Linked DNA regions of Homo sapiens: region 1 is linked to region 2. A link is an interaction called in ENCODE POLR2A ChIA-PET data of the cell type or tissue named here. Cell type or tissue: GM12878. All regions are shown on one strand. Each heading gives the region's core, and the rest is flanking DNA. Links, peaks and the distances in the headings are about the cores only. Region 1 overlaps LOC105377008 (a long non-coding RNA gene). Region 2 holds the start of EOMES (eomesodermin).

What was found. Peaks named below come from ENCODE experiments on the same cell type or tissue, not always from the same donor. Only the 100,000 strongest peaks of a DNase experiment are listed, where the experiment ranks them.
Region 1: POLR2A ChIA-PET joins it to region 2 with 12 read pairs; 3 of 35 experiments call an interaction of 5 or more read pairs at or near these places.

Annotation. Positions count from the first base shown.
Region 1 is chr3:28,105,631-28,108,549 of GRCh38, reverse strand. All of the region lies in intron 2 of LOC105377008 (a long non-coding RNA gene), which reads left to right. Among named protein-coding and RNA genes, the nearest start is that of LINC01967, 78 kb to the right of the region's middle. In GM12878, for the core only: no CTCF peak of the experiment used is centred there; no DNase peak of the experiment used is centred there.
Region 2 is chr3:27,721,925-27,724,839 of GRCh38, reverse strand. It overlaps EOMES (eomesodermin), which reads left to right and starts at 2,517. Exons shown (of 6, transcript NM_001278182.2): 1 at 2,517-2,915. The coding sequence starts at 2,546. RefSeq lists an enhancer at 1-336 and a silencer at 2,882-2,915. In GM12878, for the core only: a CTCF peak has its summit at 2,462 (motif pointing right); no DNase peak of the experiment used is centred there; H3K4me3 peaks cover 1,101 bases; H3K27me3 peaks cover 448 bases.

The DNA of each region.
Region 1 (2,919 bases), core at 203-2,702, 380 kb before region 2:
AGCTGGGAAGTATCATGTGGTTGAAATGAAGGGGGCAGCCATGTTGGTAGTAATGCCTTCCCAAACCAAACTGAAATTCTATTAGCAAGGAAATGTCTAATGGGTAGCTGGCCTATAGTGCTTCCAGGACAGCCATTTTATATAGCTGCTCTCTCATATGTAGCCTGTAAACTCCATGGGAGCAGAACATCATCATCTTTAACCACTGCTATGCTTTTCACACCAAAGAGTACCTACCCCATGGTAGATGGTCAGTAAGTATTAGCTGGTTGACTTAATGTACTTTGTAATATTTGTAATACTTAATAACTCGACTTTTCTCTGGTAAGCTGGAGGATGTGGCCATACTACATTATACTTTGCTTGACCTAGAAATTGTATTGAAAATCATATATTTATATGGATCTCATCAGGGATGTGATTTAGAGAGGATAGAAAATGTTAACGTCTAATTGAGAAACTTACATTTTATTTCTGTTTTTAAAAAATCAGTTTTATGAAAGAGAGAAGACAATTTATTTCTAAGTGTTATCCCTAAAAGTCTGTTTAAAGAACATTTATACTGACTGATTTTATGAGTAAAAGATTATAAGTTTTCATTAAAAGAAAGAGGTATTTAAGAGTTTAGTTCAATTTTTTTCGTGATATGATCAATAAGGAGAGGATACTGTGATGATGAATTAACCATATCCATACACAAAAATTCTTTTCTGAGATTCCAAGGAATGTTAAACATTATAGCAAAAGAATTAACTTTTTCAAAGAACAAAACTGTGTTTTTATAAATAGCTTTTTATGGGGAGACACTTTGCCACTCTTTAACATTCACAGCTATGGTATGCATGGCACCTGGGGCTCACCTGATTCAAGAAACTTGCTACTGAATGGAGCACCCAGACAGACCCATAGATATACATAGGCAAGTAAATAATATCGGGACCAATGGATTAATCAGAATCAGGAATGGACTCAGGAAGCCTCTCAGGGATATATAGAAGAAAATGTTTGCCAGCTTTCAGAGCTTGAAACTCAGTAAAGTTAGTTACATTTCCTCTTCAAAGTTCATTCTTCCCTTTCCTGTAGAAAGCCTCATGCAATGAGGCTTTGTCCACTTGCTCCCAAGCAACCATGGAATTCTGGTAGAATCTTTCTATTGTTCCCCAAACCATAGCACTAGAATAGTCCTTGACAGAAATCATTCTCTCTGCTTTATTACTTGGATACAACCTCAGAATTCTTAGAATAGTGATTTAGGCATCAGATATGAATAGAGTTGACACTTAAAATGACATCTAACTTTTTGTAGTAATGGTGGTTTTACAGTCACTTAATGAGAAGTGCATTTTTAGTGATTTTGTTATTGTGTAAACATCATGGAGTGCACTTACACAAACCTAGATGGTATAGCCTATTATACACCTAGGCTATATGGTATAGCCTTTTGTACCAAGGCTACAAACCTGTACAGAATGTTACTGTACCAAATAGTGAGGCAACTGTAACACAATAATTAGTATTTGTGTATCTAAATATAGAAGTGCAGTAAAAACATGGTATAAAATATTAAAAATAGTTTACTTTTATAAGGGACTTACCATGAATGGAGCTAGCCAGACTGGAAGTTGCTCTAGGTGAACTAGTGAGTGAAGGGCGAGTGAATCGTGAAGGCCTAGGACATTACTGTTTACTACTGTAGACTTCATAAGCACTGTACACTTAGGCTACATTATATTTATGGAAAATATTTTCCTTTTTATTTCTCCAATAACAAATTATTCTTAGCTTACTGTAACATTTTTACTTTTTAACTCTTTTGTAATAACACTTAGCTTAAAACACAAACACATTGTACAGCTGTACAAAAACATGTCTTTATATCCTTATTCCTTATTCTATTAGTTATTTTTATTTTTTAAAACTGTTTTTGTTAAAAACTAAGACACAGACACATAGTTTAGCCTAGGCACACAGGGTCAGGATCATCAAGATCACTGTCTTCCACCTCCACATCTTGTCCCAGTGAAAGTCTTCAGGGGCAATAACACACATGGAGCTGTCACCTATGATAACAATGCCTTCTTGTGGCATTGTTACTACCTGCTGAAAGACCTGCCTCAGGCTGTTTACAGTTAACTTTTTTTTAATAAGTAGAAGGAGTACACTCTAAAATAATAATAAATTATATAATAAATACATAAATCACTAATAGTCATTTATTATCATTGTCAAGTATTATGTGCTCTACAAAATTGCTATACATGTATGACTGGCAGCATAGATTTCTTTACACCAGCATCATTGCAAACACATGAGTAATACATTGTGCTATGATGTTATGATTGCTATGATATCACTAGACAATAGGAATTCCTCAGCTCCATTATAACCTTATGGGACCACAGTTGCATGTGGTCCATCATTTACCAAAACATCGTTACATGGTACATGACTATATAGCTTTAGAGAAGAAGTACAGATAGAATTAGTTCTGACAGATGATGCACTCTTTTAATTCATTCACTCATTCATTCATTTGTTCATTTATCTAAAACCAATCTCTCACCAAGTGTGAGGTACTTCAAGAACTAGATATAAGTAAATTAATCATATAAGAAATGAACATAAAATAATTTATATTTTAGACTCAACACCATTGCAACATTTAGTAAGTGTCAAATAAAAAGTCCTATGTATGAATTTTTATTTGATAGTGTCTTGGTTCAGAATGCATAAAGATATGCTGTGCTATGAGTAATCAGTTTCCAGTGAATCCCTTTTGCAAAGAACTTGAAGATGAACAAGGAATCCCGAAGCATTCAAGTATTTTCTCTGGCCCTTTCAAAGCAAAGCAAAGCCAATCACAGCATCATATGCCAGAAACCTAGCCTGTAGAAGACAAGATCTTCTAAGAGTATCTAT
Region 2 (2,915 bases), core at 416-2,915:
GTTGCCTGCGATGGCACTTTGCCACGCGAAGCGCTTCCCTGGCTGCGTCAAAAGCATTTTGAAGGGACGCCGAGGCCCGCTTCTTGCTTTGTTAAAGCGCAAAACTGTCATGTACCTTTGGCCACCCTAGCTCCAAATAACGTGAGATTAGGTCTCACATTAGGGAGATTTCTCATCCCTACTTTTGCCTTAGATATCTTGCAACTCAGGTAAAGGATAATGTGGAGGATCCTACGAATAGTAATCAGGACCCGCTAGCCCAGGGATAGATACGTCGTCCAAGCCGCCCAAGCTGCACGGCCTCTTTCTTTCCTTGAGCTCGCGTACCCCTCACGGGATCTTCACGTTGACAGTCATGAGGTATTCACAGAGCTATACTACTTGAACAATCAATGTTCTAGACTTCCTTGGGTCAAAATAACACTAAAGCAGGGGAGGAAGGCATGGACAATGTAGTGATCAAAACAGCCGTGCCAAACACTAACTATACTGATGACACAAAACGCAGGAAGCGCAGGGCAGAACGCGCTCAGTACCAGCTTTCTGGCGATCTGCTCCTGGCCACTCTGTCCCAGGACCTACAAGGCCACCGCCCCAGCCCACTAGTCTCAACTTGCCCCCTCCCCTGTGGCTGTGCCTTGACCCTGAAAATCTTCGCGCACTCCTGGGTTTCACCACCACACACACGCGAGCGCGCGAGCGCGCGAACACACACATCAAAAAAGAAAAAAAAAACCGTGATAAATGCCCTGGAGAGTCTAAGTGCATTAAGGACCTCGTTCTCGGAGACCCCAGACATGCCGATGTTGGTGCTGCTGTGGTTGGAAAACTGGGTTGGAAAGCTTCGCACTGTTCTACACTTGCGTGTGCGCACTCAGCAATCCTTTGGCCATCTCATCTGTTGTGGGCGAAGAGTTTCCCGTGTGATCGCGTTCGGTTGGGGAAGCAGAGTCCCGACATCTCAGCCGGAAAATGCGCTCCCGGAGCGATTACTGGCGGCGTCTGTAATTGCTTATTAACAGCGAATATTCAGGCTTCTCCTTATCCGCAACGAAACGTGCCCCCCGCTTCCGTAATAATGAAACGATAAAATATGACGGCCCCGCTCTTGAATCTATCTGAGGAAACGCAGCGAAGAAACAAGCAGCTGGAGTTTAATTCAATATCAAACTGATTATTTCACTAATTATTCTACCTTCTGTATTTGCCGCAGAGCAGAGGCGCAGGGAATCCTAACTGTGGGGCTGTTAGGGAAGCTTTGTTTCTTGGTGTCAGGCCTAACTGAAGATGGTGGTGAAGGGACGGAATCCGGGATCAGGAAAACTGAGCAGAAAGGATTTTAAATTGTGGGGAATAAAAGTGACTGTCTCCCCGAAAGCAGTTGTGTTGGCGTGAGTATGAAGTTGGTGTTAGCTCGCTTAGTTTCACTCTTGTCCTGTCCCCAGTACCCTGTCCAAGCTTCTGATTTAGAAGCTGAGAGCTTAGGTCCTCCAGGATGGCAATGTGCTCTGGCCGTCCCCGGAATCCCAAAAGCTTAGCGCGAGTTTCCTCTCTACAAACCTTTCCCACTGGGTAAAAGGATGGGAACAAACAAAAAGTGGTTCTGTGCGTTGAAGGCCAGGGAGTTTGCCTTCGACAAGAGGAAGGTGTGCTTTGAAGTTACAGCTTCCGACGAGGAAAGAGACTTCCTTGGGCCTGTCTCCAACTTGCCCCAGTTTCCCCAGCCTCCGGGACGGGCGCTTCCCTGCAAGCTATCAGCTTGAAGAGTCTTTCTCTCTCTGGCCTCTAAAATCTGCTCCAGCCATCTCATTCCTCCAGCGGAGGGCTGAGATGACTAATGCGCCAAGGGTGGACACCGCTATGGAGACCCCAAACTTTGTCCCCCTAAATTCCGGCGAAATTACAGACACCAGGATTGATTATCACAGCGGGACGCAGTCTCAAAAAAAAAAAAAAAAAAAAAAAAAAAAAAAGGAAAAGAAAGTCACAGGCGACTTGATCCAATTAGTAAATGCCTAATTGAATTAGTGTCACCTCCACCAGCCAATAGGAGGGTCTCCGGGCTGTGAGGCCGGGAAGCCCCTCCCTGGCCGCAAATATATAAAGCAGCTAGTGACAGCCCATAAGTTTCCAAGTGGTCAACTTGACCGATGCTTTGGCAATTGAAAAAGGGCAGAAAGGCGCGGGCTAGTGGGTGGATGGGGACAAAGATCTAAGTCACCTTCTTCCAGCGTGTGAGCCTGGGAGGAGGGTGGGGGTCCTGAGGAGCAAGAGGTACGAGGAAGGAAAAGGAGAGGGCTTCTGGGTTAGTTTCCACCTCCTGCTTTCCAACTCACGGCGCTTTCCTTCCGGAAAGGACGCTGGATTCAGGGCGCGCCAGTACGCGCAGTAGCGGCCCGCGAGTCGGCAGGTGGGTAGCCCCGGCGCGGGAGGAAGGGGAAGTTACCTTCCCCTCGGAAGAGGGCGCTGGCTCCCCCATCCTGCCTTTATAATAAGGCCACCGGAGGAGAGGAAGCAGCCAGCTGCCGTCTGCGCTTTGCAAAGCATGCAGTTAGGGGAGCAGCTCTTGGTGAGCTCAGTGAACCTGCCTGGCGCGCACTTCTACCCGCTGGAGAGTGCGCGAGGCGGCAGCGGCGGGAGCGCTGGCCACCTCCCCAGCGCGGCCCCCTCTCCTCAGAAGTTGGACTTAGACAAAGCGTCCAAGAAGTTTTCCGGCAGTCTCTCCTGCGAGGCGGTGAGCGGGGAGCCCGCAGCCGCCAGCGCAGGGGCCCCCGCGGCCATGCTTAGTGACACCGACGCCGGGGACGCATTTGCCAGCGCTGCGGCAGTGGCCAAGCCGGGGCCCCCGGACGGCCGCAAGGGCTCCCCCTGCGGGGAGGAGGAGCTGCCCTCCGCCGCTGCAGCCGCCGCCGCCG